Regions from separate parts of the Mus musculus genome. Here all the other regions are linked to region 2. A link is a loop called in an ENCODE intact Hi-C map of the cell type or tissue named here. Cell type or tissue: left cerebral cortex. All regions are shown on one strand. Links, peaks and the distances in the headings refer to the core of each region. The heading gives the core; the rest is flanking DNA. Region 1 holds the start of Plppr5 (phospholipid phosphatase related 5). Region 2 has its middle 75 kb from the start of 1700061I17Rik. Region 3 has its middle 79 kb from the start of Plppr4. Region 4 overlaps Plppr4 (phospholipid phosphatase related 4).

What was found. Hi-C counts contacts between places; a loop is a spot of excess contacts. Peaks named below come from ENCODE experiments on the same cell type or tissue, not always from the same donor. Only the 100,000 strongest peaks of a DNase experiment are listed, where the experiment ranks them.
Region 1: it touches region 2 in a loop (4-fold over the local background); 2 of 42 quality-filtered maps call a loop at or near these places.
Region 3: it touches region 2 in a loop (8-fold over the local background); 15 of 42 quality-filtered maps call a loop at or near these places.
Region 4: a loop joins it to region 2, with 2.6 times the contacts of the local background. A loop is called at or near these places in 4 of 42 quality-filtered maps.

Annotation. Positions count from the first base shown.
Region 1 is chr3:117,570,471-117,578,842 of GRCm38, forward strand. It overlaps Plppr5 (phospholipid phosphatase related 5), which reads left to right and starts at 4,757. Exons shown (of 6, transcript NM_029425.3): 1 at 4,757-5,462. The coding sequence starts at 5,226. In left cerebral cortex, for the core only: no CTCF peak of the experiment used is centred there; DNase peaks (open chromatin) are centred at 3,615, 4,375, 4,660, 5,089 and 3 more places; H3K4me3 peaks cover 2,619 bases; H3K27ac peaks cover 2,578 bases.
Region 2 is chr3:117,148,194-117,156,565 of GRCm38, forward strand. No RefSeq gene overlaps it. Among named protein-coding and RNA genes, the nearest start is that of 1700061I17Rik, 75 kb to the left of the region's middle. In left cerebral cortex, for the core only: a CTCF peak has its summit at 4,932 (motif pointing right); DNase peaks (open chromatin) are centred at 5,025 and 5,764; H3K27ac peaks cover 516 bases.
Region 3 is chr3:117,435,207-117,443,578 of GRCm38, forward strand. No RefSeq gene overlaps it. Among named protein-coding and RNA genes, the nearest start is that of Plppr4, 79 kb to the left of the region's middle. In left cerebral cortex, for the core only: a CTCF peak has its summit at 3,744 (motif pointing left); a DNase peak (open chromatin) is centred at 3,702.
Region 4 is chr3:117,351,217-117,356,216 of GRCm38, forward strand. The region is part of intron 1 of Plppr4 (phospholipid phosphatase related 4); the gene reads right to left. Among named protein-coding and RNA genes, the nearest start is that of Plppr4, 7.2 kb to the right of the region's middle. In left cerebral cortex, for the core only: no CTCF peak of the experiment used is centred there; a DNase peak (open chromatin) is centred at 2,915.

The sequences.
Region 1 (8,372 bases), core at 1,393-6,392, 420 kb after region 2:
AAATGCTGGATAATTTGTTTAAAAACTAACAAACAAAACCCAACAACGACTGGAGGGGGGGTTTCTTCAAATACCTTGGGTCTTCTTTTTCTTTTTCTCTTTCTCTTTCTCTTTCTCTTCCTCTTCTTCTTCATCTTCCTCTTCCTTTTCCTTTTCCTTTTCCCTTTTCACTGTGATAATATCTACTGATGACTACTTCCTAGAGAGCCCAAAAATGGTTCTCCTCAAGGACCATTAATTCTGCCAACTCCCTCCACTTTCCTGAAGTGATAGGATAGAGCCACTCTTAGTTTGCCTGTCTTCTGAAATATGATGAGCAAAATATTAGCATTCAAACTACTCTCTTTATGTGAGGCTCCAGAGAGTGCAGAGTCTAGTTATAAACAAGTCAGACCTTTAACTTGTCAGGATTATAAACCTTGATAATTCCAAATTTAAAAACTGCTAGTAGTTGCTATGGTCCAGATATGGAAGAAGGAATCATTCTGAATGTCTACCATCTGCTATGTTCCCTTGTCAATCATTTTCCCAGCACATACAATGACAAGCAGAGGAGCTCCAATTAGCATTCACATCTTTATTTTTGAACATAGACATGCAAATATCACCAGCTCAATTTGACCCACATCCCTGGCTTCACTGCTAAAGAAGCCTCTGTTTCTCCAAGTATTTGAAGGATTTGTGATTTAGCTTGGGATGGTCCTCATTAATCACAGCACACATAATGACTTTCAGGTATTCTCTAGGAGCATGAAGCAAAGACAGCTCAGCAGGGCTTTAGGCTGGAATTTACCCAAACGGATCAATGAAGATTTTGCTGGTGTTACCACGGCTGGATCATATTGGTGTGGTAAAGAATAAAAGTTGTAGCGCTAGCCTTTCATTGTCATGAGTGGCCTTGGCTCTGTATTATATTTAGGTGAAGAATGCAAGGTTATCAACAATTTTGGAAGCTGTAGAAACTGTGACACTGAAATGACATGGCCAGGACCCTGTTCTCATGGCTTCACAGAGAAAAGATACTAACGCAGAATGGCAGCATCCCTGATCCTCGGGCTAAAGTGTTGATACTTCAAGTTGTCACATCCTTATGTCCATTTTCTTTAAGCTGTTTTAAGCTATTCTCAGGGAATCTGAATACCTTGACATGCCCCCTGGGATCTTAGATCTATGGATTTATACCTAACAATGTGTATCTTAATGCTTAAAACATACAGCAAATAATCTCACACTTAAAGCCTGGGAAATGGAGCACCCAGAATTAATCTGAGTAATTGTGAGTTGAAATCAGAGATGGAAAAACATGTAGAACTGACTTAGATGAGGCCGTCTGTACAACTGATTGTGTGTATTTTCTAATTCAGACTTTCCCAAGGAATTAATATTTATGAAGCATTTTGTAAATATAAGCCTTTCAACATCTGTGCAGTTATGATTTGTAAGCTGAATTTTACAGAAGAGCAAATGGACCCAGAGAAGCTCAGTCATTTTCAGGGATACACAGTGAATATGACCAGCATGTCTCAGTTAACGCTTGCCAACTTAATAGTTTGAGTTTCCGTAACACAGAAGGATTCAGTTTAGGGCATATTAACTATTTCTACTCTTTCCCAGCAGTCACATTTTCTAAACTATTTTGCCTCTTTTGGACAAGTCTATTAATTTCATACATGCACTATCAGGGGAAAAGGTAGTTTCAGCAAAGAAGTATATAGTTTGTTTATAGTAACCATGTTGAAAGTAAAGATTTGAGATACTGGGAATGCAGAGAACTCGAATAATTAAAATACAGTCACAGTATAAGGCACCTTAAAGACATCTTGGCAGCCTCAGTTGGAAACAACCAACTATTGGTCTAGTCAGAAGCACCTGCCCTTTGAGATAAAGATTGTGTTGCAGTTAGAACATCAAAGAAGACACACACATCACCATTCTAGCATCTTCTCTTGAGAAAGCAGCTATCTCCCTGACAAGTACTGGACCTCCTTCTCTGAGGATGCACTCTTCTGTGATGTTGGTCATGAGAAGTCAAGGATGAAATTGCGAATACTCAAGACTTTTTTGATGTGTCTTTCATGATGTCATGATTTGGGTTTATAGTGCACTTATTTTTAAAATAATATTTATTTATTCATTTGTTCGTTTGTTTGTTTACATCCCAAATGCTGTCCCCTTCCAGTTCCCCTCCACAAGGGACCCCTAGATATTCCCCTACCCTGGTGCATCAAGTGTCTGCAGGATTAGGCACATCTGCTCCCACTGAGGCAGCTCTGTTGGAAAGTGGGTTCCACAGTCAGGCTACAGTTGGAGGGGCAGCTCTTGCTCCCATTGTTGGGGGAGGGGTGCTCGTGGAGCTGCATATCTACATGTGTGCCATGGGTGTTGGTCCAGCCTGTGAATGCTATAGAGCATTTTTAAGGACCAAATTTCATGAACCGTTCCTTATTCCATTCCTCCTTCCCTGGTTCCAAGAGGATGTTGCCACCCCTACCCTCAACACCACCAGGCCTCCCCACTCCCAGGAACCGCAAGTCTCTGGAGAGTTAGGTGCATCTTCTCTCACTGAGGCCAGACCAGGCAGTCCTCTGCTGTGTATGTGTCTGGAGCCTCATATCAGCTTGTGCATGCTGCCTGGTTGGTGGCTCAATGTCTGAGAGATCTCAGCAGTCCAGGTTAGTTGGGACTGCTCATTTTCCTATGGGGTCGCCCTTCTCCTCAGCTTCTTCCAGTCTTTCCCTAATTTAACCACAGGGTTCCCAGTCTTCTGTCCATTGGTTATGTGTAGGTATCTGAGTCTGACTAATCTTTGGTCCGGGCCACTTGGAGAGCAGCCATGCTAGACTCCTTTTCTTATTCTATTTTTGCTCTAGTCTCAGGAGCATTTCCATCAATATATATGCTAATATTTAAGATTCTTCATTAGAGTGAAGTCATCTCACTTTTCAGTCCCGAATCTCCTCAAACATCACTCCCTCAAGTCTGGCAATATAAACCTGGGCTTTGTTGTTTAAAGGAGGAACACTTTATTTTCAAGAGTGGTCCCTACTTAGCCCCACGTGTAACCTCTTGTGTTCTTCACAGTTCACAAATCCTGCTATGTATGGAAGGTAAAGTTCTTTCCTGGGTTTTCTGTTTATTTGTGGTTTTCTTTCTACATACGATTCTAAAATCTCAGGAAAATATCTGGATTTTGTATGTTAGTTGCTGAAAAAAAACATAGAAATAAGGATTTACTATTTTACATGTTCATATCTTCTTTGGAAGACAGGCAATCCTCAATCTCCCCCTCTCCCCCCAACTACACAGGATCCTCAAAATAAAATCTCACGATTACTTCAGCTCTAACCCTTGTCCATTAGAAGGCTGCTTCAGTAACAGAGAAGCTAGTTGCTAACAATCTTAAAGGAGCCAGGATTGGATATTCTGTATCTTTCCAGAAAGTACCTTGGGTTCTCAAAGTTGAACCGGGAGAGTCTATTCACTCACTTTTCATTTGCCACATAACTCACAAATACCCAGTCTTTGCCTGCCCATGGCTATGCTCTTTGTTCCTGTTCTTAGTCTTAGTTCCTGAAGTCTTACATCCTGAATCTTTCGAGTGGCCACATTTTCATACAGTGGTAGCTCACTCACATACATTACTTCTACCGGCCAAAGTTGCCTGCCACACACATCACTAAGAGTGCTCTGAAATAATTAGTTGTTAAATGATATTCTTGATTACATGGTGGCCCATCTCACACCTATTTAATATTCAAGAAATTCAGTGCTGTTACCATCCCATCCTCAAAATCAGTGATTTGCCTAATCAAAACTGTCGTTTTGGGTTTATGTTGTATTTTCTTGTTGATAAAGGCCCACCTCCAAAAGCCACCATGTTACAGCCTATTAGATGTATGAACATCCCAGAAATCCTGGTAAGTAATTCCAGATTCTAAGGAAAAGAGCAGAGCTCTTAAGGTTATTTTTCTCTCCTTATCTTCTGCACATGCTTTTTTCTCTGCCTGGTGTGAGCAGGGTCAGGGTAACTTGAAGATATTGCTTGGGTGCAGAGCTTACGAGTCATTGCAGGATGGGCTCTGCATACATATAGCTCCTAAGCTACTTAAATATCCACGCACACGCGTGGACATCTACGTAAGACTGCATTGTGTGTGCTTGTGCTATGACTCTGTGTGGGTCTTCTGACCTCAGAGGAATCCCTGCAATTCCCTGAACTCTGGAAATAGCAAGATGAGGCACATAGTTCTTTCCCTGTCCTTGGTGACTGGTACCCCTGGGTCCCAAGAATCTGCAATGCCTCATCTCCCAAGCAGCTAATCAGAGGAGACTGTGAAGATGAGAAAGGCTATACGTGGAACCAACCAGGAAAGAGCCGGTTTGCCCAAGATGATGCCTCTAAAGCTAGGAACCTTGAATCTGTTGATTTACTTACAAAGCCTTGGGAAACTGGAAGGGAGGCAAAGCCACCCAGAATCTAAAATCCTCTGAGATAATTTCTGTCATCGCCTTGGAAGCCACACTGCTCTGGCTGCTCTCCAGCGCTGGAGGGGTCACAGAGTCCAGGCAGTGCTGTGAGCAGAGACAGAGACTGCAATTCGGCGGCGCCACCCGGACACTTTGCGTTCCGGTGGGCTTTGCGCTCTGAAGATGTGTCCCCGCACCTTCTTCCCAGGCGCTGTGCGGGAGGTCTGAAACAGCCCAGCTGGTGACTCGAAAGGGAGTTTCTAGAAGCTCCATCTCTGCTGCCTCCCCTCCCCTTCAGATTTGGAATTTTACCCTCTCCAGGCAGCTGCTCCAGCTATACAACATCCGCCCGCCCTCCGAGGGGACGAGGTGCCACCGACGCCGCTTGCCTCGGGCCGGTCCGAGGGCTTGACCACAGTGCCGCGGTGTCGCGGATGCTCCCGAGCTGGGGCTGGGGACTCCCCGCCCTTGCGCGCGACCCCGCGGCCGGGCAGGCGGCGCTTGCAGCGGGCAGGGGGCGGGCAGGGCAGATGGGACTCGTCCGGGGGTAGCCTCCTCCTCTGCATCCTGCCCGCGCATCCCGAAGCCCAGTCGCATCCTCCGCCTCTGCCTCGGCGGCTGCCAGCCTCCGCCTCGCGCCACCTCGGCCTGCCGCCGCCCCCGCCGCCGCGCCCCCGGTGGCTGTGCCTCGGCGGAGCCCGGAGGGGGCCTGTGGCGCGTCGACCGCCCGCTCGGCTCGGCTTGGCCAGGAGGCGTGCATGCCCCTGCTGCCCGTGGCGCTCATCAGCAGCATGCTCTATTTCCAGATGGTGATCATGGCAGGGACGGTGATGCTGGCTTACTACTTCGAATACACAGACACGTTCACTGTGAACGTGCAGGGATTCTTCTGCCACGACAGCGCCTACCGTAAGCCCTACCCGGGCCCAGAGGACAGCAGCGCGGTGCCCCCGGTGCTCCTCTACTCGCTGGCCGCTGGCGTCCCGGTGCTTGTGGTAAGCTCCGGGCTGCTAGCCCTCTCTTGCCTTCAGCAGGTTGAGACTCAGCCGGGAGGACCAGGCAATACCAGCCTTCACCATCTAAGTTCCTCTAACTTGGTGGCAGTCCTCTTCCCCCAGAGGACATTCTTCTGGGGAGCATGGGGGTGGGTGAGAAGAAAGCACCCCTGTCTCTCCAAACCACCCCTGCACCCTCTGCTTGAGCCTGCAGGCTGGGTGGCTCAAAGACGGGGAATAGACCTGCAGAAGGTGTAGGGTGGGTGGCAGAGATAGGAAGGGAGTGAGCCTCTGAAACAAATAGACTTGGTCCCTTCTGTGGTCCTGTCTAACGGGTCTTGGTTCTGAATTTTGGTAGGAAGGGAAGCAGCAGCTTGGGGTGGGGTAAAGGAATCAGATGCTGGGATGGGGAAGTGACCCCAGTCAGCTGAGGCTGGGGTACATGCTCCTGTTTTATCTGCCTCCTTTCCTTCCTGATGAAAAGAGTCTGATGCATTAGGCCGAAGATCGGCTCACAAGTATCTAAAAATGTCTTTGGGCATCTGTAAAAGAAGAAGCCTCAGCAACAGGACTTTGCTGAAAAGCAGGAGCAGAGGAACCTGCAGCACAAGAGCACTTTAGATTTATTTAAAGGCTATCCTCTCCTTGGACTACACTAGCACTAGCACTAGCACGTCCTCTCTTCCTCGCTGGATTTAAAGTTTCTCTCCTCCCTCTTCTCTGCCTGTAGGTCTTTCTGCCTCTCTCTCTCACTCTCTCCTTTCCTAGTGTGTGTGTGTGTGTGTGTGTGTGTGTGTGTGTGTGTGTGTGTGCATGTGTGGTGAGACAGGGAGAAACAGAGAGGCAGAGACAAAGAGAGAGACAGAAAGACAGAGAGAGGGAGAGAGGGAGAGGCAGAGAAAGAGACAGAGACATGACAAGACTATGTAAGACTATATAGAATGGTCTCACACACAGGGGATGTAACTCTTGAGCTAATAATTACATCACAATATACATATATGAACACAATCCAAAGATTTTGTTTTGTTTTGTTTTGTTTTTTGTTTTGTTTTGTTTCTTGGTGGCAGATGAGTGATGTTTCTTTGGAGACCAACCTCACTACGGTTCCTTTACATTGACAAAATATCTGAGGTTCCCTTCCCATGATGCTCCATCTTCTTTCTTTCTTCCCTCTCTCCCACTCACCACAGAAGGAATAGGAAGTGAAGTTAGAGAATGAAAGGGAAGGCAAGGGAACTTGGGCTTTTATTTTCCATAGCTGAACTGGGGAATCCCGATAAGTGTATCGGCTTCATTCATTCTTAAAAGTCTTTTCTCCCCTAGTCAGGGAAGTGATTTAAGAAATTTCAAAATGAAAAGTTCTTACCACAAAACTGGAATAATATAAACAAAGCGAGCAAGTTCTTGCTAGCTTCTAAGTAACTCTGTTTCTCATACACAGAATGATTTCAACCTCAGCTTGAGGGTGATGGTTGGGGGGGGGCGGTGTTAAGACTTCCTTGTCCTCAAAAGCCTTTACTTTGTTATTGTTTTTGACACTGGATTTGCTAAAATGTGTCAGAAATCCTCAATGCAGTTTCAAGCTCCAGTTCTCTCCCTCCCAGTTTGAAAAGTTGCCAGAGCAAAAGCTGGCCTAGTTTCTGGGGACTTTTGCCTCTGCAGCTTCTGTGTTTTCAGGCACATGCTTTCTAGGAGACTAAATAGCTCAGAGATTTTTTTTTTTTGATTTTTTTTTTAAAGGAAAATGCCTACTGCTTTGGGGTCATTGATTTATTTGCAACCACAATCAGTAAATTCTGTGACTTTTATTTCGGTAATGGCCATTCAGTGTCTTCAATGAGATAGTGCTTGTGAGTCTCGAACCAACTATCCTTGGTGGCAGGTGCCAGTTTAGAGTTGAGGGCACATTGGTCCAAGATTTTGGTGATTCCTCGCTTAGAGGAGACCTAGGGAGAACCTAAGAAGGGGAAGGGAGCTAACCACTGAGTGGAACTGAGCTGTTTCAGTCACGTGCATGGAAGGAACAGCCTTTCAGGAGATCTTACCTTGCCTTACGGTAAGAGGAAACATGTCATGACTGGAAACATCATGAAATGACAGCAAAAGGTAGATCTATCTGGTGTTCATATATCCAGAGGACTAGTGCCAAGTGCCAAGTACCAAGCTCCTGCTACACCCAAAGAACATCCCTGAAAGATGGGAGCTGCCTGCTGGGCCTGAAGTGCAGTGACAGAAAACGTAGAAATTGGTGAAAGGGAGGCTCCAACTTGGCTTTCTTCTTTTGACCATTAGTTCTCAGATATGTATGAATAGATTTAAGACTCAATGTGAAGAGAAGGAAGTGTTGAGTTTTGGTTGACTGGACTCTGTTTCATTCTCTGCTCACAGGAACGGTGCATTCTGTTAGGACGTGATAAGCCAAAACAGCAGTGGCAGCTGTTTTTGCTCCATTCTTGTCAAGAACATGGCCTTAAGCATAGCATACCCGTTTCTCTGGAGAATAGCATCAACATCAGCAATACCCAACCAAAGGGGAATTAGTACTTTATTTTTGGATACTTGAGAATATCCTCCACACACCAATGGGGGAACCCAGTAATGTTTGTATCATCTCTGAGATCCGCTCATATTATTTTCATAAAATATTTTGTTTTCATTTTGTTATTTCTTTTCTATGAGTCTTTAGCTTGCATGTATGCCTGTGTGCCACATACATGCCTGGTGTCCAAAGAGGCAAGAAAAAGGTTTCGGACCCCTGGGTCTAGAGTTATAAACAATTATGAGCTGCCACGAGGGTGCTGAGAATTGAATCTAGCTCCTCTTGAAGAGCAGACAGTGCTCTTAACCACAGAGTCATCTCTCCAGCCCTTTCATGAAAACATTTTGGGAAGCAGGTGCTGAGCTCAA
Region 2 (8,372 bases), core at 2,063-7,062:
GCTCAAAAGCTGTATCTGCTCTAGATAACCAGGAAATTCACACCAGCAAACATAACGCAAATTATAGCAAACAAGTACTGTAAATATAGGATGAACATTTTCCTGTTTTAATAGAGATGCTGTCTTTCTTAGTAATTTTTCTGTGGCTGTGATAAAATACCCCTGTATAAACAACTGAAGGAAGGAGATGTTTATTTTGGTTCATAATTCCAGAGAACAGTCAGTCAGGGCCAGGAAGCAAAGCCAGAGTCATGAAGGCACAGTGGTAGGAGCAGGACACACTTTGTATACATCTGCACTTAGGAAGCAGTGATGTGATAAATGGATGTTGCTGCTCAGTTTCTTGTCCGTGTTTATGCATGTAGTATTCCAGTCAACAATCAGTACCATCCACAGAGAGTCGCCTCACCTCAAATACTAATCAAGGTAACCCCTGTAGGTATGCCCAGAGCCCATGTCCAAAGTGACTCTACATCTCATTAAGTTGTAACTGAGGTTAAGCATCATACTATCCACACTTTAATCTAAGATACTTAATGTAACAACAACAGCACCCTTAGGATGTGCAACTTTGGTACCTACCCAAATCAGTGTTCTATTGCTGTGAAGAGACAACATGACCACAGGAGCTTTTATAAAGGAAAGCACTTAATTGGGGTGGGTTTACAGTTTCAGAGATTTAGTCTATCACCATCATGGTAGGAAGCATGGCAGCATGGTGACATGCTGCAAATGGTGCTGGAGAAGGAGCTGAGAGTTCTACATCTTGATCAGCAGACAGCAAAAGGAGACTATGAGTCACACTGGGCATAGCTTGAGCATAGGAGACCTCAAAATCCTCCCCCACAGTGACACAGTTTCTCCAAGGCCACATCTACTCCAACAAGGCCACACCTCCTAATAGTGCCACTCCTTATGGGCCAAGCACTCAAATATATGAGTCTATGGGGGCTATTCCTACTTAAACCACCATAGTTCCTAGTGATAAAAAAATGCTTTTCTAGATATTAAGATTTTAAGAATGTTGTATCATTTGAGAACCTCATAGAAACAATGTTGGGTACTAGAGGTTAGTAAAACAACTCTTGTTCATCTAGTTCATCATGTTCTTTCAGGAAAAAGTGTCACCCAAGGGCTTCTCTTCTTATGTATAACAACACTGCTTGTCCACCTTTGAAATATTTTCGGTTACCTTTGTATGTCATATTCTATTTAGGGAAACTTCAAATGTTTTCCTTCCTCTTTTGCCATTTCCCCAAATGGCATGCTAGCTCTCTTTTTTATATTTCTAACATTTAAAATTGAAGATTAAATTAAACTTTAAACAAGATTAAACTTCAAATTGAAATTCATTAAAACAAATCCGAATTTTAAATGAAGTTGAAATTCAATTAAATAAAATGCTTAAATGAAATTAAATGTAGATTTAAAATTTAAATTCATCCAAAAAAGAAGCAGAATTAGTTAAAAGGAGTTAACTCCTTTAAAGGAGTTAGGTTACCTTACCTGATTTGAAGTAATTTAGAAATTTGATTCTCTGTGAACACCCAACAGCGAAAAGAAATGGCTGCCATGGAGGTAGACCAGTGCTGCTCTAAGCAAATGCAGAGACCCTTTCTCCCTTCCTTTCTTCCACTGGTACCTGTCCTTACTGTCATCACTAGGACAAGCTCACCATCACCTTACATCAGCACTACTGATCCATGCCAACATCTCACTACTCTTGCCACCACCCCTACTCCTGCGCTGCTAGACCAGGTTTTTACCATTTGGGCCTCTAGTACTGGAACGACGTCCCACCAGCTTCCTTAATTCTGTACAGTCATTCTAAACAAAAAGGAAACTTTAGCCCCACCCCCAAGTTTTAGCATATTTGGGTATTTCTGTACTCTTGTTTTTTTAGTCTTCACTTTCCAATTCAAAGAATTCTGTTATTAAAGGGAGACATTTTTAGAGGCTCATTTATTATTACAAATAAAAAGTGCCATGTTATTTGTCGTAAACTGAAAAATTAAAACCTGTGACAATAAAACTTTATTACTTGATTCATGCATGTAAAAAAACAAAAAAGAAAAAAAACAAAAAAGAAAAGAAATGGCTACCATGGACCAAATGTGAAGATGTGACAAATCATCACAAATTGAATTGTTTAATATCATAAGTGATAACAGATGAGTGTTACAGTCATCTTTATAGAAAATAATATCTTAAGAAGCAATGCAAGTCAGTATGATTAGTTATTCCTGTGTGAAATCTAAGAATTCATTTGCCACCTGTGGACTATGTCATATGCAGGCACCCCATGAAAATATTCCTTATAAAATCTTCACAACTATTTTTGCTAGCTAAGTGTATTTTATGGGTTGCTACTCAAGGAATGACCATTTCATTTATTTATTTATTTATTTATTTATTTATTTATTTATTTATTTATTTATGTGATTTTATTTGCTTGTCTGCCATCACAAAACTTCCATAAATAGTATTCTAATATTTAACTTTGTGCTAGATAGATGATCCTGCTCCTTCCTTTTTTTGTGTGTGCATGTTTATATGGTGCATTTGTGTGTGTGCACACACACGTGTGGACGTTGATGCACAGCATACACAAATGTAGCATGTGAAGGCCAACGGTGATGCTTCCCCCAGCTTTGATCATTCTCCATCCTGTATCTTGAGGAAAGCCTTCTCACCTGAACTCAGATTCAGATAGTCTAACCAGCCAACCTTGCCAGCAGTCTCCCCAGTTGAGATCCCAATTGTATCCTCATCCACGTGCTGCAAGTGGTGTACCCACTGAGCCATCTCCTCATCCTTTCAGCTGCCTTTAATGGAATGACTGTTCACTCCTTTATAACTCTTGTGTCTTAATCTTCTCTGGCTGAGAGCATTTGTTTCTCAGACATACATATCCATTCCTAGATGCCTCAGAAACTCCCTACATCCAGTCAAGATTCTCAAGATGAGTAGGCAGTCTTCTCACCCCTCCCTTCACCATTTATAGAATCTGATGGTCCTTGAAGTTCTTTTTAGGATATGGTACCACAACCCGTCCAGCGAGCTAAGACCACCCGTCTTAGAAATACTTGACATTTCTTTCTCTATCTCTAAACTCAGTCTGTCACCTGTCACTGGTTTTTCTACTCATTTTCCAGTCATCTTCATCATTTGTCCCCATGGCCAACATTCTAGTCCACGCCACCACTATCTTTTGTGGAAGCAGTTGCAATCATCTACTTTATTGTTTACTTTATAGGCAGGGAAGATCAAATATTCACACTTAAAAGTGTAGAATGGACATTGGTACTGAATTAGCAAACCATAAATGCATGAAAATTAATAAAAGCATTATACTTTGTCTCATTTATTCTGTTTTCTTAATATTTAGATAGCTAATATTTTTAAAAGCAAGCAGGCATGTTAGTCCCTTACTAATACCCCTTTAATGGCTTCCCATTGCTTTTAACACTTACATTCACAACATGGCCTCTAGGTTCTGGTCCCTACATGCTTTTCTAGATTCTTTAGCCATGGTTTCTAACTTTTCTGGCCCTGGAATGTTTCAGGCCACCGCACTCTCTAGAGTTTTTTCTTATGGACTTGCCCATGCACCTTTCTATGCATACCTCAGCATCCATTGTCTATGAAACACTTTTTATTTCTTAAAAAAAGAAAGAAAATAGATTATTTTTAGAGCAATTTGATGTTCTTTGCAACATTGAGAGGACAACTAGCCTCCCTGACTTCTCCTTCCTTAGTAGAGCTCTGCCTGCTTCATCTACTTTTGCTGTTGACTCTAAGTCCCACATTCTCTTCCTTCAAATATTATCTACATTCTATTGAGCCCTGCTAATTATGATCAAAGTGTGCCATTGTCTGGATAGCTTTCTTAGCTCTGTGCAAAATGGGGAACCCCCTTTACCATCAGGGCTTCTTCTTCTCTGACCTTATCTGGGGAGCCCCAAATCCCTACATCCTCTACCCACAGAATGTCATTTAGCTTTGGTGAGATTACATGTTCAGCTTCCTTTCTCCTGACAAGAGCCTGCTAGCAAGCATCTGAGATTCCTGGAATGCCTCTCCATGCAAACAAGGCACTCACAGAACTTTAAAACTCTAGCTGTTGATTTTTTTTACCCTGAAAACTCTCCTTCCCATTCTCTCAGGTCCATATATACTCTTGAATAAACAACCCACTCTGAGTAAAGAAATATGCACAAGCTAAGATCTTCTAGTCTCAGAGAGATGTTTCATTGAAGATCATCGGAGAAGGCCTTTGCTTAAAAGAGCTGTAACTCCAGGATACTCCCAGAAGGCCTTATTCCAGTCTTTTTTCTTGCCCCTTGCACTCACTCCGAATTGGAACAGGATCCTGCTGAACTCCATCTATTCTGGACTCTGCTTCCTCTTTTCAGTCTGGTGTGCATCGATGCCTAAGAGGGAGGAAGTGGAGGACATGGAACCACAGCGGACCCCAAAATGGATATCATATACTCCATGCAAGCAACATCTTTGTTGATTCTGCTTATTAGTTTCTTCCCAAGAGCAAATCTAGTATCTGACATACAAGTTGTCTTCGGTAAATAGTCGTCATTCCGTTTGAATGGCGTATATCATAAAATCCTGTACAGTCTCTGGGTAAAACACAGATAATCACCATTACACGGGTTTAAAGGCCTAAAACAAAAGTTATCCCATTTCTGCCTGAGCCATTCAGTATTGTGTGCTTATGACCACCCTTTTCCGACCACTCCTAAACCAAGCCACAGACATTGCACTAAGTTCACACAGTGACTACAATTATTTTGTTAGTAACTATAAAAAGTGATCTATATTTCCCCATTGTAGTGTGTTTATGCTCAGTCATTCTGCAATGCTTAGTTTCCTGAAACTGGATTTGCAATAACTATTATGTGTATTTGCCACAAGGTGGCAGAGACAGATAAACATTCCATTCGGCTGGTCTATTTTGAAGATATTTGACAAAACAGTTTTTTTTTCCCTCCAGTTTCCCTTTTCATTTGCTATTCAATTTAAAGTACTCCATGTAGGCCCCCTTCCTGCAGAGTATGTCTTTCAAAGCACAGGCAGTTTGCATAAAATTGAAGCACGAAATGATTTGTCATTTCAGTACATTAGGTAATTTTACTGTGCCAACAATGACACAAGCCTGCAGTACATTGCTCACTGGAAGCATCATAGCATCATAGCTTCATTCCACTTTTGCCCTATTCTCACTTCCCCTCTGTCCACACACACATGTGTCCACACACATGCATGCTGGCTGAGAGAAAAGGAGCCATTTAGAGGGCAGAACCATTTAGGGAATATTAGGGGATTAATGTTACAAAAAAAATGACAACTGACTTTTCATAGAATACATTTCTGCAAAGTGGGCATACCTAATATTTTCCTGTCTGTTGTGAATTAAACATATTCACCTTCACCCCGAGTGAGAGAAACACATGGTGTCTATTTTAGCCTTGTCCTTATAAGTAGTTTGGCTGGAATTTATGTTAGTGATCTAAATATTTGACTGACCCCGTGTTATTCATTATTTTACTATTTTCTTCTCTGTAACTGAAGAAAAAGCCCATTAAATTTAGAGTTGAATTTTAAAAATGTTAAGCTTAGAGATAATGATAATGAGATGACTTATGTGTGAACAGATGCTTTAGTTAGTGAGAAGTTTAGAAGAAAAAGTTATTTTTAGAAAAGAATTAGCAGCAGGGAGCATGAGTGGAGTTGCTGATTGTGGTCAGGATCCCTGAAAAGGACCAGAGATGAATCATCTGCCATGGATGTTGGACATTCAAGATACTGCATAGTCTCCACCCAAATTTCTATTGCTCATTTTTTTCCTGATATCTTCTCCCAGCCTATATTCTGTTTCCCTATTTCCTCTTGCTTTTATACATCTCTATGTCTTTGCCCTTGCTTGTTTTGTAACTCTGGGGTAATTCCTCCTTCTGACATTTCCATTTGTTTCCAGGAGGTGTAAATAAGTGGGCATAGCTGACATTCTCCCCTGTCTTAAACTTATGGAAGGTACTATTAATAGATTTTATGATTAACTTCATTCCCAAAAATATCTAGTCTTGATGTCCTCACCCGAAATATCTGTAAGATCTCAAATCCCAATGCCAATTAATTACAGCTGGTGTATGAGATGTTTTGCATTTTGGTAACTAAGCCCAATTGGTAGCTGAAGTAAGACTAGAATTGAGCAGCTTTGGAGAATGTAGTTTTTATTTGAATATGTATGAATATAACTATATATACATACATATAGTTAGATATACATAACTATATATTAAATATATATAACTATATACATACATTATACATGTATATATAACTATATATGACATATATAACTATATATAGCTAACTATATATAGTTACATGTGACATATATAGTTATTATATACATAATATACATTGTATTCCTGTAATAGAATATAGGGGAAAAGAAAGACATCTTGTCTAAATGTGGCTGTACAAGGAAAGTCATTTAGTCTGAGGGTAAGAAAATGATATAACTTGAAACATCATATGATCTTATCACATACTTATACAACATATATATATAACTAAAGCTGAATTGGAATATTAATCTGTAAGCACCATGGGAGAGATATGTTTGTTTCTCACTGTACCCCAACATTCAGTCAAGGGGCCAAGATGTGACAGGTTCTCTGTAATGGTGTCTGACAATGAATAATGGCCAGTTGCAAATATTACATTTCATGCCATAGCATTTCTCCATCACATGAGATAGACTTGAACTATAAGTTGGTTACTGTTCTGCACGAAGGGTCCCAGAGAATTGAAATGGGAAGTTACCCTTGAATAACAACTTCGTATAAGGCATCAACGCAAAGACACAAGCAGCAGGACATGGAGAAATCTATAAGGGGATTTTCTGCTCTGTTTTGCTTCAAAGCATTGAAGAATCCTGTAACTCAAAGAAAAATGGAAAATGTTACCATGTGTCGATTTACATGCTCAGGTCTGTAAGTCACAGGTCAATTCCTCTTTGCAGTGGAATCCTAAGCTAAACATAGGAGACTAAGAAGTCCCATTCTCCTGGCCACAGAAACCGCGAGTAATTTAAAGCCTTAAAACTTTAATTAATTCTATCACAATATGATAGCAGTATGAGGATGGGGGGTGGAGGTTTGAGGATGGGAATTCAAGGTCATCCTCTATCTTGAATATATAGCAAGTCCAAGACAGCGCGGGCTACATGAGGCCCTGCCCAGAAAGAGACAGAGTAAGATGGCATGAGTCAGAGGGAGTGCGAGCAAGGCATGAGTGTGAGTAAGAAAGGGAGGGGTGGAGGCTGGATATGTGTGAATCAATCAAGTCCTTGGCAGCTAATTCCTGATGCCTGCTACATAGAGTCTCCCTTAGACTTTCTCTGCCTGAGTTGTTCATTAGGTCATTGTACCATGGCAGCAGAGTTGTGTTTCGTGATATTGTAGTCACTGGCTACACATGGAAATGCACACCCAAAGTATGAGTGGTGCAAGTCAGAAACTGAGTTTGTAAATCTATTTAAAACAAATAATTGAAATTTACATTTCAGTAGGTGCATGGGCCCAGAGGCTACTGAATTAAAAAGCACAGGGCTAGAAGGATAAATGTTTAATGAAGGTGCTGGAATTTTTGAGATGAGCTGCTGCTGATTTAGATCAAGAAAGCGATGGAAACTAGGGAGACGTTGAAGAGCCATAGCAGGGAGAATTTTTATAAAATAGCGAGCTGAGCGTATCCTCTATGTTGGGCTCCAAGCAGGGAGTTTCATGGCTATTTCAGGGACTGCTTACAACAGCTCTGAAAGTGAAGGTTTTATTTCATGTTGTAAGCAAAACATCAAACATCGAAATGTCCACAGTAGAAATCTGGTTAAGATATATTCATCTTATTTTAATAGTTTGCTCTGAAATTTGAGTATGTAAAAGAATTATGGGTGTAACCATGAATGTGTAGTTGAGTCAAGATTAAGGTTAGAATAAATGAATGAATGAGTGAATGAATGACTGCTGAATATAAATATTTGTATGGAATGCTATTCCTCATATATAAGACTAGCATTAACTCTTTTTTTTTTTTTGAGACAGGGTCTCACTATGTAGGACTGATTGGCTTGGAACTCACTATGTAGACCAGGATGGCTTGAAACTCACAGAGATCCACCTACCTCTGTTCCCTGAGTCCTAGGATCAAAGGCATGTATCACCATGCTCGGTCTGATTTTGTTTTTTGAAAAAGGTCTCAACTTTCTTGCTTAGACACTCCTCCCCCCCCAAAGTTCTGAGACTATAGGCATGTGCTACCATGCTCAGCTCACACACATTCACTGAAGT
Region 3 (8,372 bases), core at 1,652-6,651, 290 kb after region 2:
ATGGGGACAGGGACTGTGTGAGTGGGGTCTGTGATCAGTATATGGAGTAGATAAATAGATAAATTGATGGGAAAAAAGAGAGAACAAATGTGGCAAAGAAAGGAGGACAAGGCCCACGGACAGAATGTGAGGGACTAAGAAGAGAGAAGAGCTAAGGGAACGATGAAAACATGCAAGTGATTGGGGCCTTCCCCCGTGTCCTCATGGCTTCCCCCGCCCCCACTTAGGCAGCAGTTCAGTTTGAGATAAGCCAAGGCACTTAGGATGAATGTCCGTCCTTTAGTTTTAGTCATTTGCTTCCCCACCTGCTTTCCAGGTCTTGGTATGTCCATCTGTCTGTCCTTAAGTTGTGCCTGTGGGACTGCCAGGTGTTCTCTTTACACTTTCAGAAGTTGTCTCCGTTCCTCAGGTACAGTCTCACGTTTTCTTCTGGGAGTTACTGCTGCCCAGATCTGTGCTAGCACAGGGGTTCTCTTGGGAAGCAGAGTGTTCAGGGGCCACTTCCACTCAGCATTGTCGCCAGGTCTATTGGTGCTGCTGGGATGCACTGGGCAAATGCAAGAAGTGGATTTGGGTGTCCTGTTATGAGCAGGAGAATAATACTCTCTCTCATTTTCTTTTTAACATTTTTTAAAATTAGAAAACAGTTTTTTTTTTCTAGTGAAGTGTCTACTTAACCTTGCTTTTTTTGAAAAAAACATTTTAAAACTTTTTTTCTTTTTCTTTTTTTTTTTTTTTAATTTTTGCCTTCTGCTAAAATTGAAGCACAGTTTTTACCAGAGACAATACCTAGCAACACGAGTTATACTATGAACCTACCCCTCGAAGCTCCTTTGTGATCATATGTATGGGTTTTTCTGGGAAATACCACAGTCTTTTAGATACCTGGACCATGCAGGGAAATGTTTGCCAAGTTAATCAGATTTATTATGTATACATAATCCTAGGCTAGTCTGAGAACAAACTCTATTATTAAACCTCTCAAATATTTGATTCCTGGGTGAGAGTGATAATGTTTCCCAATGTTATTTACTTTTATTTTTAAATTATGTGTATATGTGTGTATGTATATGTGCATGTGAGCTCAGGTGCCCTGCAGGAGAAGGCATTAAGGATTAAGTATCCTTGGAGCTGGAATTACGTGCGATTATGATCTGTCCAATATGGGTGCTGAGAACCAAACGAATCCTTCATAATAGTGGTACAGGCTATAGCCACTGAGCAATCTCTTCACCTCTTTAAAATTAATTTTGTATTGTCATCACCCATAGAAGCTTAGAAAATAGAAATTCGGTGACCTTAGCACCTAAGCAAACACTTTCTAGATTTTCTGCCAAAGCATAAAACTAAACAAAATAAAACAAACAACAAACAAACAAAACCCCCAAAAAGCTTTGCCTACATACTTGAAAGAAATATTGGTAAACCAAAATACTCAAAATCTATGAAAAGACTTCTAAAATTCAAAAGTAGAGAAATAAAAATGGTTTTAAATAGACAATAGACAATAGAAAATATCTTGACACTCACCAAAGGTGTTAGAGATAAGAAATTAGCACATTTGAAACAAATGCAAATACTCAGAAGTCGGGGAGACAGCTCAGTAGTAAGAACTCTTGATAACAAACAAAGGGCCTGCATCCGCAGGACACACACAAAAGCCATAGTTGGTCAAGAACCATAGTGGGCAAAGTCAACCTCCCATGTTCTGCCTCTCTGCTTAATGAGAAAGCATAATTATGTACTCCCAGGCAGGGTGAAACCAAGCACATTTTTGCCCTTTTAATGAAATGGCATGCTATTACAACCTTTTAGAAAGTCTTTTAGATACCTGGACCCTCTTCCCTCTTGATACCATCCTTTGAAATGTTTATAGTCCTAGTTCAATTAAGTCTTCATGTTCAGGATTTCATGAAATAACACAAAATTGAATCCATTCACATGTGCATATGATGTGCACATGTGTTCAACGCTTGTATTCACGTATGTGGAGGCCAGTGGACAATTGTGATTTTCATTCCTCAGGCACTCCCTGAATTAATTTCTTTTTAAAGGAACCACTGGCATGGTTGTCAGGGAACTTCTGCTGGCTGTTGAATGAGCCCCAGCGATAGACTCATCTGACTCTCCCTCCCCAGGGCTGAGATTACGAACAACCACTACAGGCTCTTTGTAATGTGGGTTCTGGGGTATCTATTCTGCAGATCCTCACATCTGCAAAGCAAACATCGTCTGCACTGAGCCACTACCCTAGCCTGGTGGGATGGCTATTTTTGGTTGTCAACATGACAACATCTGGAATTAACTAAACCCCCAGTGGCTGGGCACATCTCTGAGGGGTTTTGACTGGGAAGATCTACTTCACCTCTGGGTCTTTGAAATGTGAAGATCCACCTTTAGTCCGGGCCACACCTTCTGCAATCAGCATGTGTAAAGAACGTGGAAGAAGGACGCTTGCTTGCCCTCTTTACCTGCTCGCTCTCACTGGCATTAGAGCCTACTTCCTGTCTACTGGAGTCTCTGTTCTGCTAGAGAACCCAGACTAATGCACCCTATTAATGAATTAAAGAAGCAACACAATTGGTCTCCACTCACCATTTCAATTATTTTAATGTATCCTGTATCCTAATATACAGAAAACCTCTTCCTCTTCTTCCTCCTCCTCGTCCTCTTTCTCCTCCACTTCTGCTTCTGCCCTGTTTCTGCTTTTTCTGTTTCTTCTCCTCCTCTTTCTCCTCCTTCTCTTTCTCCTACTCATCCTTTTCCTCTTCCTCCTCCTCTTCTTCCTCCTCTTCCTCCCCCTCTTCCTTCTTCCTCCCTCCTCCCTCCCCCCCCTCTTTCTTTCTTCTCACCTTGGATATTTTGAAGTCCTAAAAAAATTTAAACACTCCCTGCAGGAGAGAGGTAAGCTGGGTCCTACAACCTTCCTCAAATGGCAAGTGAACAATCTCAGTACTGTTTTTCCAAAGAGGAAAAGGATCTCTCAGGCTGCAGACTAGGGTATCACAGGACCCCTAGGAAGTCACTACATGTTCTGGACCATCTGCTCAAAATCTAATTGCTAATGGATGAACAGCTTTTGTTTTCTTTTGACCCACAAATACAGCAAGTCTTAAGAGGGGACCAAGCTAGGATTTTTGAGACTGTCCGGGACAAAGCAAAAGAGAATAGCAATAACTCCAGTACATAGGGGCACATATATCTTTTCATTTACATGGAAATTATGTGAAACCTTTTCAAATCCGTGCTTCTCCATCCATCAATAACTTAGCTTCAGTAATCAGAATCAAATTTTAATTTCTTTTAAAAAATGAATAACAGTCACGATTCATATATATATATATATATATATATTCTCTCCAAAATACATTTATATGTATTCTCTCCAAAAAAGATGATGCTGTCTCTTTAATTGTGCTTGGAGCCGAAAAGGTTGTCATGGAGATGGGAATCTGTGCTAGGCTGCTCCACTTCCCTGGCCTTGTTCTGAGCCTGAAGTGGAAGGTTCTATTGTTAGGGTGGGATTCAACATCTGCTAATCGAACCTGTTTTTAATTTTTAAACACATTCTTGTTCCTGTTGGTATCTATTCTCTCATGAAAACAATGCAGATGCTGAACCGACGATAATAAAAAGGATTTAGATTGACATGCCTTCTGTTTGTGATTGCTGCAGACCACACAAAGATGGTGTCCTGCAGATACACGGTTACCCACCATAGTTTGGAGACGTCTGCCACCTCGTGGTAGCAGTCGGAAATGCTGAATAACACTGAATCGTAGAAATTAGGAAGTAGAAAAACACCGACCACCCCAGTAAATACACTCTTCCCTTTTGTCAGCTGTAGCACAGTTCTGATTTTCCAATAATAATTGTTAGTTTTGGAAAACAGTGTTTTTCTATTTGTTGATTTCATTTAATATTTGCAATTTTTGACAATAACACTATTTATGTCTGTATTTTTTGTTTTAACAGCAAACACATCTATAGTGATGCTGATTTTAGTGTCTGATGCTCCTTTTTCCTTCATCCTTTCCATTTGGTTGAGATATATACTGCTATCCTTTTCTGACTCAGTTTTTGCCTTACTGTTTGTTTAGTGTCTAGTTGCTTGTATCGTTTTTTTCTAGTTTCTTTGCATTTCATTTGAAGTTCTTAAGTTTCTTCATAAGTCCCCTTACACCTGCATATTATTCTGTATGTTTTCATCTGGACATGACTTTACATGCTTTATGTATTTTGGTATGATCTTTATCATTTATTTCCAAGCATTGAAAAATTGTTATCAAAGATACCTTTTCTAGTGGGGATATTATTTTTAAACACATAGAAAATACTAAAGTTTCTTCTCACTTGTTGTTACCTATTTATTTTTCATTAATTCTTTCTGCAGAGAATAGGCCTGTGAGCAGTGTTTACTCCTTGGAGTGTTTCTTCACACCGTTACCTGGATGCTCAGATCCCATGTCAGCCAAACGCTTGCCAGTTCTTTTCTTCCTGTGCTCCTCTATGCAGAATACCTTGCCCTCTCGTATTCTCACAACATTTTGGACTTTTAAAAGTGACAATCCTGATTCCATTATATTCTAAGCATGTGTGTGTTTGTGGTGTGTGTGTGTTGTTGTTGTTGTGTGTCTGTGGTGTGTGTGTCTGTTTGTGGTGTGTGTGTGTGTGTATGTGTGTATGGTGTGTGCGGTGTGTGTGTGGTGTGTGTGGTGTGTGTGTGTAGTGTGTGCTGTGTGTGTGTGTGGTGTGTGGTGTGTGTGTGTGTGTGGTGTGTGTGTGTGTGGTGTGTGGTGTGTGTGGTGTGTATGGTGTGGTGTGGTGTGGTGTGTGTGTGTGTGTGTGTGTGTGTGTGTGTGTGTATACTTCCTTCCCTCAGAGTAATGCTATTACTCTTATCCTCTGTTGTATTTTTTTTAAGACGACTAATTCTCTGCCTTCCACCTTTGAGCCACCTCTTGAACACTCAGCTGTGATTTCTCTTTTTCTTGTTTTTCCTCAGCAGGATGTGACTCCTGCTGCAGGCTTTTTGGACAGGTAGCTTCTTCTGCTTTGAATATTACTCTTTTCTTCCTGTCCTACCTCCTAGCTCATCACTTGGGTTTCAGTTCGGCTGTCTCCTGAGGGAGATTTTCACCTAGTGGACAAAGTGATGTGTGTTCACTTTGGAACACTCCCATTCCCATGTACATCTTGTTTTCTGATTGTCAATTACTTGGGTGATTACTCTGTTCATGTCTGTCTTGTCTAGTAGTAAGGGAAGGCTTTAGTGACCGAGCACAATCAGCTGCTAACAGAACCCTTTCTCCCCTCCCCCTCCCGAGCACAATCAGCTGATAACAGAACCCTTTCTCCCCTCCCCCTCCCGAGCACAATCAGCTGATAACAGAACCCTTTCTCCCCTCCCCCTCTTTTCTTCTAGTCCCCTCCTTCCTCACCTCTCCATTATCTCCAGAAGATTTGTGTAAGCTTCTGGTGTGGTTTTTCACATTTTACCTTTATCCACAAAACATATAAAGTGCTGTAAGCAAGGGCAAAGAGAGCACAACTAGCAGGGTGCAGGGCAGGGTGGTACACCCCTTTAATGCCAGGGCACTAGAGGCAGAGGCAGGCTGACCTCTGTGAATTTGAGGCCAGTTCAGTGTAAGTAGTGAGTTTCAGGACAACCAGGACTATGTAGAGACACCTTGTCTCAAAAATAGGATAGGATAGGATAGGATAGGATAGGATAGGATAGGATAGGACAGGACAGGACAGGACAGGACAGGACAGGACAGGACAGGACAGGACAGGACAGAACAGAACAGAACAGAATAGAAAAGAAAAGAAAAACAGAAAAAAGTTAAACAACAACAACAACAAGCAAAGGAACAACAACAAGAACAAGAAGCATGGGCTTTGAAGCCATGGCGTTTCTTAAGTTCTGAGCTTGTGCTGATAGAGCTCTTAAGAACTGTGGTCTCCATACATGTAAGATGAGTAACAAAGCTGCTGCATGATGCAGTTACAGAAATTAGTGTATTCTCACTACTGCTTTTTTTTTTCCAAATCATCTTTGTTTACCATTGGCAAGCATCTGCTATGTGATGTGGTTATGCACATAAATAAGACACGGAGCTGGCTCTCAAGTAGACTTGTGTCTGAGTTCAAAACAGAGATGCATGATCAAATTAGAGGTTTGGGTAGTCCACAGGCACAGAAAGCAGTAAGAACTGGATCTTGTTTTGCTGGAAGAGGATGAAGGATAAAGAGGCGGCATGTTTGTATTCTTGTTCCATACCCTAACACACTTCCCAGGCTACAGCTTGTCTCTTCTCAGTCAACAAATGTGATTTGGGGCTTGTCTTTTAATCTCTCTGTGCCTCAGTAGTAGCAGTGGTAGCCAAAGTTTACAAATCACTTAATACATCACAGACTTTCTTCTCACTGCTTTTACTTGGCTTAGTTCTCTTACTCCTTACAACAATCACAGTTCAAGAAGAGGAGCTAAGGATGGCTAAAAGAGACAGCAACAGTGACTATGTTGTCTGATGGTGCCGAAATAATAAAAACATCCGACCTGGAACTCAAACCCTGACAATCGAGCTCCACAGTCATGTCCTTCAGCAGACCTGAGTTTAGCACGTTCACAACGACAGCAATGACAATAGCTGTATGGCTACCATCTCACACATGACATCATCTGCTATAAAGGATGCTTCTGTAAACTTGGCTGTTAACATTATCAACCAACTGCAGTTATTGAAAATATCTGCTTACTTGATTTTTGAAATCTAATTAGTGCTCTGGGGAATATTTCAAATTCTTGTCTCTCTGGTTTTCACCAAGAGATGTAGGCAGATCACTAGCAGCAGGCAGAGCTTTGGTCTGGTATGAGCCCTCTTGTGGAAAAACGTAAGAATTCAGGGCAGCGGCTTTACCTGACTAAGGATTGTGGGAGAGAATCTTTTCAATTTCAATGCAAAGAAATCTGGCTACTAATAATCTGGCATCATCTACAGTTTCACTGAACACAGAAAACATTTCATCGATGACTTGGAATATAAAATTAGACAGGTAAAATGCTCAGTGCTACAAACATTAAAAAGCAAGACCACCAGGCAACGGAAATATATTTATAAGCTGCAGCCAAGCAGTTTGCATGCCTCCAAAGATAACCTAAATCAAGCAATTACATTACAAGGAAATTTCAGAGGTAAAAATGCTGGTTACCTAAAGAAAACAATTCAACATTAGCATTTTGTATGACATAACAATAATAGGCTTTACATTGCATCATTTATTTGTGTTTTTTAAAAAGGCAAGTTTGATTAAGGGATTAACCTTGGACAACGAACCCTCAAAAAACACCTCAAATGTGCTGAAATGTTGAGAGGCTCTTAAATTAATTAAAAGTAGGAACTGATTAAATATTAGCATCTGGATGAATCATTTATTGGGAGATCCTATTGTGAGAGTTTAATGCATGTCTTGTATTGGTGAATGATTCCCCTGGTGACAGATATTTACTTCTTTGCCTCTAACACTGTCTGGTTTGGTGTTGCAGAAATGTACATAGTAGGACTTTTTCTCTACTTTCCTTTATAAAAATAGTGCTGCTATTTACTCTCACAGTGAGGTACACCTGCATTTTCTGTCTCTTTCTTTTGAATCAGAAATGCACTTAGCCACGTGGTTTCTTCTTATTCTTTGCCCATTCCCAATATGAAAAGGGTATGTATGAATAATAATAGTTCCTATGTGAAAATACCCATCAAAAGCTCCTTCAATTACGAGCTTCCTATTTAAGAAATTTCCAAGCCGCATCAGTTGAACTTGGAAGAGCTTAGCATATTAGCTTCTAATCAAGATGGCAGTCTGCAGAAGAAGAAATCAGAGAAACTAAGGTGCTCCTGAGCCTAGAACAGAGATAGAACCCAGATGTGCCCAGGTCATTGATGATTTCCCAGCCATATCCATTGACTCAGATGGTGCCATGGTAGAGGAGTCACCCAAGCAGGGTGCTGCCCAGTTTGAAATGGGATTTGAGGAGGCTTGGTGGGTATGAGTTGAGTTTCCTTCCTGCTTCCAGGAACCTTCCCAATGTTTCCTACTTTGTAGTAACTCTGAAATAGTTTACAGAAGAATTCTGGAGCTAACATCAATTTGACTTACACTTTGCTTACACAGGCAAGTCTCTGACTAGAAAGAGATAGAAGTTCCCTACAGTGGCCTTGTTGACCATCATCTTGATTACTGTCAATCTTGTTATCCTTTACTTCAGTCCCTTTTGGAGTGTTCATATAGTCTCTCTCTCTCTCTCTCTCTCTCTCTCTCTCTCTCTCTCTCTCTCCCTCCCTCCCTCCCTTTCTCTCTCTGTCTCTTTGTCT
Region 4 (5,000 bases), core at 1-5,000, 200 kb after region 2:
GGTGTTTTGTTCCCACTTCTAAGGAGGGGCATAGTGTCCACACTTCAGTCTTCATTCTTCTTGAGTTTCATGTGTTTAGCAAATTGTATCTTATATCTTGGGTATCCTAGGTTTTGGGCTAATATCCACTTATCAGTGAGTACATATTGTGTGAGTTCCTTTGTGAATGTGTTACCTCACTCAGGATGATGCCCTCCAGGTCCATCCATTTGGCTAGGAATTTCATAAATTCATTCTTTTTAATAGCTGAGTAGTACTCCATTGTGTAGATGTACCACATTTTCTGTATCCATTCCTCTGTTGAGGGGCATCTGGGTTCTTTCCAGCTTCTGGCTATTATAAATAAGGCTGCTATGAACATAGTGGAGCATGTGTCCTTCTTACCAGTTGGGGCATCTTCTGGATATATGCCCAGGAGAGGTATTGCTGGATCCTCCGGTAGTACTATGGATCACAGGGCTCCCAATGGAAGAGCTAGAGAAAGTACCCAAGGAACTAAAGGGATCTGCAACCCTATAGATGAAACAACATTATGAACTAACCAGTACCCCGGAGCTCTTGACTCTAGCTGCATATGTATCAAAAGATGGCCTAGTCGGCCATCATTGGAAAGAGAGGCCCATTGGACACGCAAACTTTATATGCCCCAGTACAGGGGAACGCCAGAGCCAAAAAGGGGGAGTGGGTGGGTAGGGGAGTGGGGGTGGGTGGGTATGGGGGACTTTTGGTATAGCATTGGAAATGTAAATGAGCTAAATACCTAATAAAAAATGGGAAAAAAATGGAAGCATGGTGGAAGAGAAGGTGGAAAGACTGGGGAGCCACATGTTGAGGACAGAGGGGACTACTGGGAAATAGTGTCTTCTAGACATTACAGGGCCACTCAGTCATGAGCTCCCAGCAGCTGCTGTTCCCTGCTGATTAAGATCAAGCCTATCAACCAACGTCCCAGCATGAATAGAGGAATTCACAAGCTCCTAGCTGAGGAAGTATTGAATGTTGATGGCCACTAATTGAGGGTTAACCTATTTGCTTCAGGGTTGCAGACCCCTACTCCCTGGACTCAGTATGCTACTTTTTAAAAAGGAGAGATGGTACGAAATTGTTAAGGGGATGTGGAAGATGGCTAGAAGGAGCTAGAGTGAGGAGTAGTGGGGTTGGACATTATCAAAGCTCATTATATTCATTTGTCAAATCCTCAAAATAACAAATGTTTAGGATAAGAATTCTAAAAATCATAAAAACCAGAAAAGAAACCTACGACAGAAGTTAGGAGACCTTTCTCTTGTTATGTATTAAATATATATATATGTATATATATATATATATATATATATATATATATATATACATATATATAGTTAACTTTAACTTTTTAAAACAGTTTTTTTACACACGACAGAACTACATCAGATGTTTTTGGGTTATGTAGCCAATTCTGTAATGAGAGTACTTAATTCTGTAATTTGTACAAGACTGTTTGTGAGAGAGCCCAGGCTTTTGTATGTTATAGCATCTACACACTCCAAGGGGACAATTGTTCTGTAAATGACAATTGATAAACATTTCCAGCATTAAAAACAATCCTTATTTCTCAAATGCAAGTCATCTTAGACAATCTGATGACTAAACAGGCCTCCAAGTCTCGCTCATAGGTTAGATCTCCAGTAAGCTCACATGCACTCACTCCTACCTCCAGTTTTCTTAAGATCTCTCTCCTCTAGCTTCACTGTGTATCGATTTGCTACAAGTCATTTATCCAGCCTTATCTCTTTGTGACCCTGTCCTACCCATGCCACTTCCTTTAAACTCAGCTTGAGGGCTTCCCTTCCATCCTGAGCATAGCTTTTCATGAATTTCCACAGGCACCTGATGAACACCATTTGTTCTGGCTAAAAAAGGACATTTTTGCAAGTGCACAATGACCATGGATTTCAAAATATCCATGCCAGAAGGAAATCACTTACCACCAAACAGGAAATAATAGCAGCAAAATTAAACTCAGTAGTGTAATACACAGAAAAATTTATTCTTCTGCTTTGGCAAACTCTCAACCAGACTTACTTAATCGCATGCCCTCTAGTACCATGAAGCTCGTTGAATCAAAGGCAGGCTCATCTCTTTAATTTACTTCGTCGCTAAATCCAGCATTGTTACTGGAAGTATGCATGGTGTAACATGGTACAGTCATAGCGTGTGAGCAAAACTGGGCCTGATTCAAATCTTGGCTTCATCCTTTTACTCTAATGTCTCTGCAAAGATATTTGTCTCTGAGCTACCATTTTCATATTTAAAATGCAAAGATAATAATGCCTTGTTAGCAGCTAGGCATATTTCTAACACTTGGGAATCCAAGGTCCCAATATGAGGCAAGCTTAGGATAGAAACTGAAATCTGGTTACAAGAAACAAAAACAGAAACAAAAACCACCCAACCAACCAAACAAACAAAAAAACAACAACAACAAAAAAAAACAAAACAAGACAAAACAAAAAACACTCAAGCCAACAAGAACAAACTACCTCCTTTGTGTAATGGTTCTGAGGATGGATGATAATGTAACCAGAGCTTCTGCCACATAAAATACACTTGAAATTTACTAAATTTTATTATTATTATTAAGATCATTGTCACCACCATTATCAACAACACTATCATTATAACTCTCTTTGAAGCCAACAGAAAAGAACTAATACTTTCCTGATATAAAAAATGTAGGACATTTACTCATGGAGAAAAGATAGAGATTGTGCCTTTGAAGAGAGAGAGGAGAAGTCACTAACAGAGAGTTGTGTGCTTGAAACTTGCTGTTGGAGAAGTGTCCTCATTTAACCCTATCTCTAGGACTTGGAAATCTATTCTCTTCTTTCCTACTTTCCTACTTTGCATCAATTTGTGGATTGTAACCAACTGGGGAGGGGTGATTTGCCAGCTCATCGCACTTGGCAGAGTCTAGAAGAGTTTTTTGAGGAGACTATCTCTATCTGGTTTAGAAAAGATGGAAAAAGTCACAGTTACTATTTTGGTACGTGGAAAATCAGTGATGTTGTGATACTATTTTTCTTGCTGATATTAATGTTCATGTAAAATGAAAATAAACTATATTTTACAGAAAGATGAAATAAGCTATGTAAACTTGACAAAACGATGATCTGGAATATGGAAATGTTGTGGATTCATATTAAAGTTAAGATACAAATATCTTGAAAAATTTCTCCAAAGAAATAATTTTATTTACCTTTAGGTTAAAAGGCCTGGGTTATATGTTTCTGACTCTGTTTTATATTTTCTCACACCACCAATGTGTCTGGGTGCAGAGTTTTGAGCGTGTGCATGAATTTACATAAAACAAAAGATTGTGGTCTTATCTTTATATGTATCCCCTTAAAATACATTAAACATTTCTTCCTCTTCTACAGGTAAGCATTATCTCACAGATTGAAAAATATGCTACAAAGCTGAACAATGTTAAAATAAAAAGAAATCTGTTTCTTATTTATTCCCTTATTTCCCTTTCATAATTTCCATTTGGGGACTTTACAAATGGTTTATTATTTACATGACATGTTGAATGACCTTGAAGTACTGTGACTAATGAGAAAAGATTATGTGCCTGAGCATAGGGGGTTGTTATAGGGCTGTGCATAAAGGGGATCCACCCGGACTGCCAGCTTCAGGGGATGTAAGACTCAGTGATTAAGCCTGGACAGCCTTTGGCTGGTGCTAGCTAGCTAGCTATGCTCCCAGCTGCAGTCACCAAAACAGGAGAGACAGGTATCACTTGGAGAAGGCTTTGCAAACTAAAATTCAAGCACATATTAGCCTACTTTTGGTTTAATATAATACTACATTGGATGTCTTCTTGTTTAAGGGTCTGGTCTATCCATAGGCGGTCTTTCTTTTCTCATGTTGAAAAGTGGAAAACTGAATTATCCAATTAATCAATAAAGTAGGGTGCTATTCTAGAAGCCATCTTGCTTTGCAATTTACCACAGGATGTTACTGCCAACCATGAACATTTTTATCAGCAAAACAGAAGACAAAAGAAAACAACAATAACAATGATGACGATGACGATGACGATGACAACAACATCCTTCCCATTAACTTACTGTCAAGCATGATTGTGAACCAGGACAGGTTTGCTTGAACTTAGAAGCTAACCAGTGTGACTTGTGCTCACAGGATTATAGAGGTGCTTTGCCAGAGTAAGTGGGCTGGATCATCTCTGTTCCTTGACTAACCTGGGGACACTAGCTGCTGGCTGGTGAGAGAGTGTGGCGTGTGCACACTGTCTGCTAAGTGTTTGTGCTGAGCGTCTTCCAGCTGAGGACAGCTGAGCTGAGGATGCAGGTCTCTCCCACCTCTGAGAATGTGCTCACACCTTACCGTAGCTTCCTGCTTTGTTGTTGCTGGTTTGTCTGCTTGTTTTCTTTATGAGTCGGGGTCTAAGATATGTTGCTAAGGCTGGCTTCAAACTCCTTGGCCCAAGGGATCACCTCAGCCCATCCTCCGAGGTGCCATCTTCTTGCTCTTAACAGAGAAGAAGCAGAAGGAGTAACTGCCTGTGTGTGTATTCTCTCTGTAAGTGGCATGTACCAGTCTGTGATGCTGAACATGAAGTTTGATTTGGTACCCACTCTGTCTCAAATTTTGCTTTATAAGCTTGGCTATGTTATTTAATTTCTATCTATTTCTTTTTAAAAATCTAGACAACAATGTCCTCTTTTATTGAAAATGACATTTATTTATTTATTCATTGTGTTTGTATGTATGCATGCATGCATGCATGTATGTATATATGTGTGTGCATATGTATGAATGTATGCATTTATGTATATATGCATGTATGTATGTTGTACATTTTGATACAGAGGTAAAAGGGCAACATGTGGGAGTGAGTCTATCCTCTCCTTCTAACCCTCCTACCATGTTGGTGGCAGGTACTGAAGTTAGGTCACTGGGCTTGAGCCACCCCACCGACTCAATGGCTTTTTTTT